Regions from separate parts of the Homo sapiens genome. Here region 1 is linked to region 2. The links are chromatin loops, found by intact Hi-C in ENCODE. Cell type or tissue: GM12878. All regions are shown on one strand. Links, peaks and the distances in the headings refer to the core of each region. The heading gives the core; the rest is flanking DNA. Region 1 has its middle 11 kb from the start of AMOTL1. Region 2 overlaps C11orf97 (chromosome 11 open reading frame 97).

Evidence for each region. Hi-C counts contacts between places; a loop is a spot of excess contacts. Peaks named below come from ENCODE experiments on the same cell type or tissue, not always from the same donor. Only the 100,000 strongest peaks of a DNase experiment are listed, where the experiment ranks them.
Region 1: it touches region 2 in a loop (4-fold over the local background); 4 of 110 quality-filtered maps call a loop at or near these places.

What each region holds. Positions count from the first base shown.
Region 1 is chr11:94,755,709-94,758,631 of GRCh38, reverse strand. It overlaps a transcript of AMOTL1 not described here. Among named protein-coding and RNA genes, the nearest start is that of AMOTL1, 11 kb to the left of the region's middle. In GM12878, for the core only: no CTCF peak of the experiment used is centred there; a DNase peak (open chromatin) is centred at 1,240.
Region 2 is chr11:94,518,263-94,521,185 of GRCh38, reverse strand. The region is part of intron 2 of C11orf97 (chromosome 11 open reading frame 97); the gene reads right to left. Among named protein-coding and RNA genes, the nearest start is that of C11orf97, 7.3 kb to the right of the region's middle. In GM12878, for the core only: a CTCF peak has its summit at 1,528 (motif pointing left); no DNase peak of the experiment used is centred there.

The DNA of each region.
Region 1 (2,923 bases), core at 182-2,681, 240 kb before region 2:
TGCTTAAAAATCTTCAAAATAGCTTAGTGAGGCTCATGACAGTGCTGGCCACATGGAGATGTAGCCTTTTGTTGCCTTTAAACACTGTCACGCCATCTATGACTATCCCATTGGTCTGAAGTGTACTGGCAAACTAAGCATCCTGTAAGACAAGCTAAAGCTTGCTTTTTGCCAATCAGTTGAACGTCCTGCATCTCTTCACTGATGCACTTTCTCTAGGCATTGATAGTCAAAAGCACAAAGCATTTATTACGCATTCAATCATGTAGCTAAACAAAACACTGAAGTCTCCTGAAGCCATTTAAACCAGCCGTTCCAAAACCTCCTGCCACCACTTTGATCTGTTAGTACCATCAAAAACTTTCCCAACTATAAATGAAATAATAAATGGTAGTGCTGCTCTCCAGACATTAGGCACTGCTCCATATCTTTGAACATTTGATTTTTTAGCTAATAACTGTGTCAAAAGCCTCAAAAAACCCTGAAATTAATTTGAAATTAATTAAATGAAATTAACAGAGCCAAGATTCAAGTCTGTTTTTGCAGAACTCTTGCCTTTTTTGTTTTTTTGAGATGGAGTCTCACTCTATTGCCCAGGCTGGAGTGCAATGGCACAGTCTTGGCTCACTGCAACTTCTGCCTCCCTGGTTCAAGTTATTCTCCTGTCTTATCCTTCCAAGTAGCTGGGATTGCAGGCATGCGCCACCATGCTCAGCTAATTTTTGTATTTTTGGTAGAGACGGGGTTTCACCATGTTGGTCAGGCTGGTCTTGAACTCCTGACCTCAGGTGATCCATCTGCCTCAGCCTACCAAAGTGCTGGGATTACAGGTGTGAGAAGCTCTTGCTCTTAACTACTATTTTATGTTGCCTCCCATCTCATGGGTACAAGAAAGATGTTTCTTGACTCCAGACCTTACTTCCCGACTGGAAAGCACTCTGAGGCCTGCCCCATTGTGGTTAGTGATGAATCTAGACAGTTTTCACAGACTCCTGGGGACTCTTAGTGGCCTGAATTTGCTACTAAGCTGTTCCCTTTTCTTATAGGAGACAGTAAGATCTATTTATTAAGCCTCCATGTAAGCATTATTCTCAGCATGTTACAGGCACTCTCTCTTTTTAAACCACCAGAGGTGGTTTCCTCTCTGTGGGAAGCAGTTACAGATTTTAAAACACAGACTTAGCAGCCAGATGGGCCTGGAATCACCCCTCCTCTGCCACTTAGTAGTCCTATGATATTGGCTGAACGACTTAACTTCTGTAAAGCCGTTTTTCCTCATTTCATAAGCGGTGGTTACAATAGTATCCACCTCACAGGACTGTGAGAAATTCATGAGTAAATTACATGTAAAGCTCTTAGTCCAGTGCTTAACTTGCAGCAGGTGTTCTAGAAATATTAACTATTATTAACCTGTTAGCCATTTTCTTACCAAATATGGTCATTTTCGTGGAGTTTTAATTATTGCTGTGCTAGACTGTGCTAGACACATAGTTTCTTTTTGTTTATATTTCCTGAGTTTTGGGCAGATCCAGGAAACATGAATAATTATCATCTTGATTTGAGCTCCCCATCCCCCCACCCCAACAAATAGGAAAAATATTTCAAGATACCAAAATAGACAAAACAGAAAAAAAAAAATGGGCTAGGTTAGGTATTTTAGGTAAATTAGTAATTATAACTATACCCAAATGAATATTAATTAACTGATTGATATAAACTCAGGCAGGGGAGTTGAAATCAAGAGGTCTAATGGTCCCACAATGCCACGTATTGGCCAAGTTATATGTGAGGTGATGTGCTCATGTCTCAGTGCCAAATTTTAAGTGAAATGTTTCTCAGCTAGAAAGCACTCAGAAGGTGTTGAGCAGGATGGGAGTGGATGGGGAAACTCGGCCATATCTAGTGTAGAAAAGAGAAGATTAAGACATAATAATAATGACAACCTTCAAATATTTCAAAATCTTTTAGAAAGAAATGAGGAATAGACTTATTCTGTATTTGCTCTGTAACACTATATAGCAATAATGTTTTTCAAACAGTAGTTGGTCACCCAATTGTGGGTCATGAAATCAGTTTAACGGGGTCCTGACCCGCATTTTAAATAAATGAAATAGAATATAATAGGAAATACCAGATGCAGCCGAATAAGAGTAATAGCTATTCCATGAAATTCTGTTTAATTATATTTATATTTGTATTTGTGTTTGTGGGTCTAAACATAAAATATATCCTTATGTTGGGTCATAATAATGATACAGGAGGAGGGCAGGGAAGTGCTGGGTAGAGAAGGGCGGGGTCCCTGGCAAGGGCTCCATCCTCGGGCCTGTGCCCACAAACCTAAATGAGGACAGGCATTTCTGTTTTTGCACCCAAAAAGCTGCTTTTGGCCTGCCACGCCCCCCATCCTGTGCCCATAAAAACCCGAGACCCTAGCGGGCACAGACACAAGCGGCTGGACGTTGAGAGGAGCAGAAGAGCACACCACCAGACACCATCCAACACTGCAGGCCATCGACAGCGGAATTTGGTTGGGGGCAGTCAGAGGAGAGTCTGGCTGCTGAGCAGCCTGACTCCAGCGGAAGGTCACATTCCAACTCCATCCCCTTTCTGGTTTCCCGTCCACCTCATTCAGAGCTACCTCCACCACTCAATAAAACCTTGCACCCATCCTCCAAGCCCACGTGTGATCCAATTTTTCTGGTACAATAGGGCAAGAACTCAGGATACAGAAAGCCCTCTGTCCTTGGGATAAGGCAGAGGGTCTAACTGAGCTGATGAACACAAGCGGCCTGCAGACAGCAAAACTGAAAGAGCACACTGTAACACACACCCACTGGGGCTTCGGGAGCTGTAAACAGTCAACCCTAGATGCTGCCGTGGGCTTGGAGCCCAAAAACGCTCCCCACAACCTGCCTGTCTGCAT
Region 2 (2,923 bases), core at 127-2,626:
GAAGGTGACCTGGAGGACAATTTCTGTTTTGACCTGGTGGAGTGGAAAGGCCTCTCTGAGAAGATGGCATATGCAGTTGAAGCCTGAATGAAGAGAGAGGAAGATATCTGAATGTCTGGGTGACCTTTAAATGTCCTGAGGGGTGAAAATGGATTTGGCACATTCCAGAATGTCAAGAAAGCCTGTGTGGTTAAAGTGGAGTGGAAAAGTATAGGAGATGAGATCAGAGAGGTGAGCTGGCCATAGGAGCATGAAATCTAGTCTCAGAATAATAAAAAGCCATCAGACAACTTTAAGCATGGAGGTGACATGTAACGATTTATGTTTGTAAAAGATCCCTCCGGTTTCAGTGCAGAGAATTAACAGTAGCAGGGGCAGTAGCAGAGGCTGTTATAGGATGCTATTGCCAGGCCTGCAAAAGGTGGCAGGGGCTTGGCAACGGTGCTGGTGGGGGATTTAGGATATACACTGAATTCAAAAGGATTGGCTGATAGACTGGATACGGAGTTTGAGGACTTGACTTCTAGGTGTTTGGTGGTACCATCTCATGATATGGGAAAGACCTATGGGTTTTTTAAAAGCCTGGGAATAGAGAATAAGATTTTGGTTCTGGACATCTTAAGGTTGAGAGGCCTATTGGACATCCAAGTGGAGAATCAAGTAGGTTTTGGGATTTAAGGGGAAAAGTATAGGGTAGAAATAAAAAATGCTGGAGTCATTAGCCCAATAGGGCTAGATATCCCACGGTGTGAGGGTAGGTAGAGAAAAGAGCCCATGACTGAGACCTCTAAATTATACAGGCTAGGTGGAGGGAGAGCCAGCAAAGAAGATGGAGAAAGAATAGCTAAAGAGGTAGGAGCAAAACCAGGAAATTGGAGCATTGTGACCTACAGGCCAAGCTAAGAAAGTGTTTTTAGAGAGAAGGAGGAAACAACTACATCAGATGTTACAGAGAGGTTGAGTATGTTGGAGGGATCATTGGATTTGACCTTCAAAAAGAAGGCTATTTGCAATCTTGGAAAGAACAGTTTCCCTGGACTCATGGGAACAAATGCCTAATTAGAATAGGTGAAGTAGCAAAGGAGAAGTAAAGGGGAGGAGAAAATGGTTAACATGTACTTATCTTTAAAAATAGCAGCTATAGGAACCACACAATTCTCTAAAAGTTTTATGCAGAATTCTGCACGTATGTGACAAACTGTGTCTTCCAGGAAAAGAAGCCATGGCTGTCATCAGATATATAAAGGAGGGGTCACTGCAAACCGAATTAGAAGCAAATGTCCAATGGCTGGCCTCTAGGCTCTGAGGCTGGGCTGGAAGAGTGTGGCACCCTCTCTAGATGCTAATTCTCTGTTCTGGCCAATGGTATGTGGCTTCTAGCCATGATATATATTTTAAAAACAGCGGGATTTCCCATAAGTAGATCATTTTAAAACCCAAATTTATAGAATCTATTCTCCGCATTGAAAGATTTTTCTAGGCTAAAATAGTACCTCTGTGCGACCTCTAGTGGATGTTATTTTAAAAAGCAGCCCAGACAGTCTTCATTTTATATAAAGGATATTTGAAAAGATTGCTTAGGAAAATGAATTTTTATAAACCAAAAGATACATCCTATTCACTCAGACTGTCTCACAATCTAGTGTATCCAATAAGAATAATACAACATACAGCTAGTGTATAAACTAGCTTTTATGTAGATTTTTAAAACAATGAAGATAAATCCAGAATATAACAGTATAGACTTAGAAAAAAATGTTAAACACCAGGAAAATAGTACATGTAGGCGGGGCTTCCCAGCTGAAATGCAGTAGGTCATTCTGCATCCATTCATTAAGTTCAAAATAGACTTTAAAACTTTCCTTGAAGATATTATGGGAGCAAATTTCACCATTTTATTGGTCTCTCCTTTTATAAGAATGGGTCATACGAGAAGACCCAAAGGAGTTTCTATGTCTGCTTTAGAAATGTAAAGTGGGGCCGGGCGTGGTGGCTCATGCCTGTAATGCCAGCACATTGGGAGGCCGAGGTGGGCAGATCACGAGGTCAGGAGTTCAAGACCAACCTGACCAACATGGTGAAACCCCATCTCTACTAAAAATACAAAAATTAGCTGGGCCGTGGTGGTGTGTGCCTGTAATCCCAGCTACTCAGGAGGCTGAGGCAGAAGAATCGCTTGAACCCAGGAGGCAGAGGTTGCAGTGAGCAGAGATCGTGTCACTGCACTCCAGCCTGGGTGACAGAGTGAGACTCCATCCAAAAAAAAAAAAAATGTAAAGTGGGCACAACATACATCATGTAATCTGAAATGATGGACTTCTGGGCCTGCAGCCTCTCTCTTAGGAATCCTTAGTGAATTTGGACCTCACTTGCAGGTTGACCAACAATTCTCCACAAATGAAGGAGTCTATGTAATAGTTTTGTTATTTCTTCTAGCAACTGCTGATACCCAAGAGTGTCACAATAAAAATCTGATGATTTGAGAGCATGAAATATGCATCTAGTAATCGTTGAGAAGGAACCATGAAAATGAAGGACGCCAGCAGTTTCAAACTAACATCTGGGATTCTGGGGCTCCTAGAGCATCTCTTTCACACATGAACCATCAATAAGAGCTATCAATGCTCAGATCCTCTACGGGATGAAATCCTTGGATGATCTGACCATGTAAATGACTTAGGTTCTGCTGAGTCAGTGATTTGCAAAGTCGGGTACTGGACCAGCAGCATCAATATCACCTGGGAAATTTGTAAAAATCCAAATTCTTGGGCTCCACTGCAGACATACTGTGCCAAATATGCTAGGGGTAGGGCTCAGCAATCTGCTTTTAACAAGCTCCCAGGTAATTCTGATAAAAATCTAAAGTTTGGAAACCACTGTTACTTGTCATACCTATATTGATAAAGATTGAAGTTATTATTGT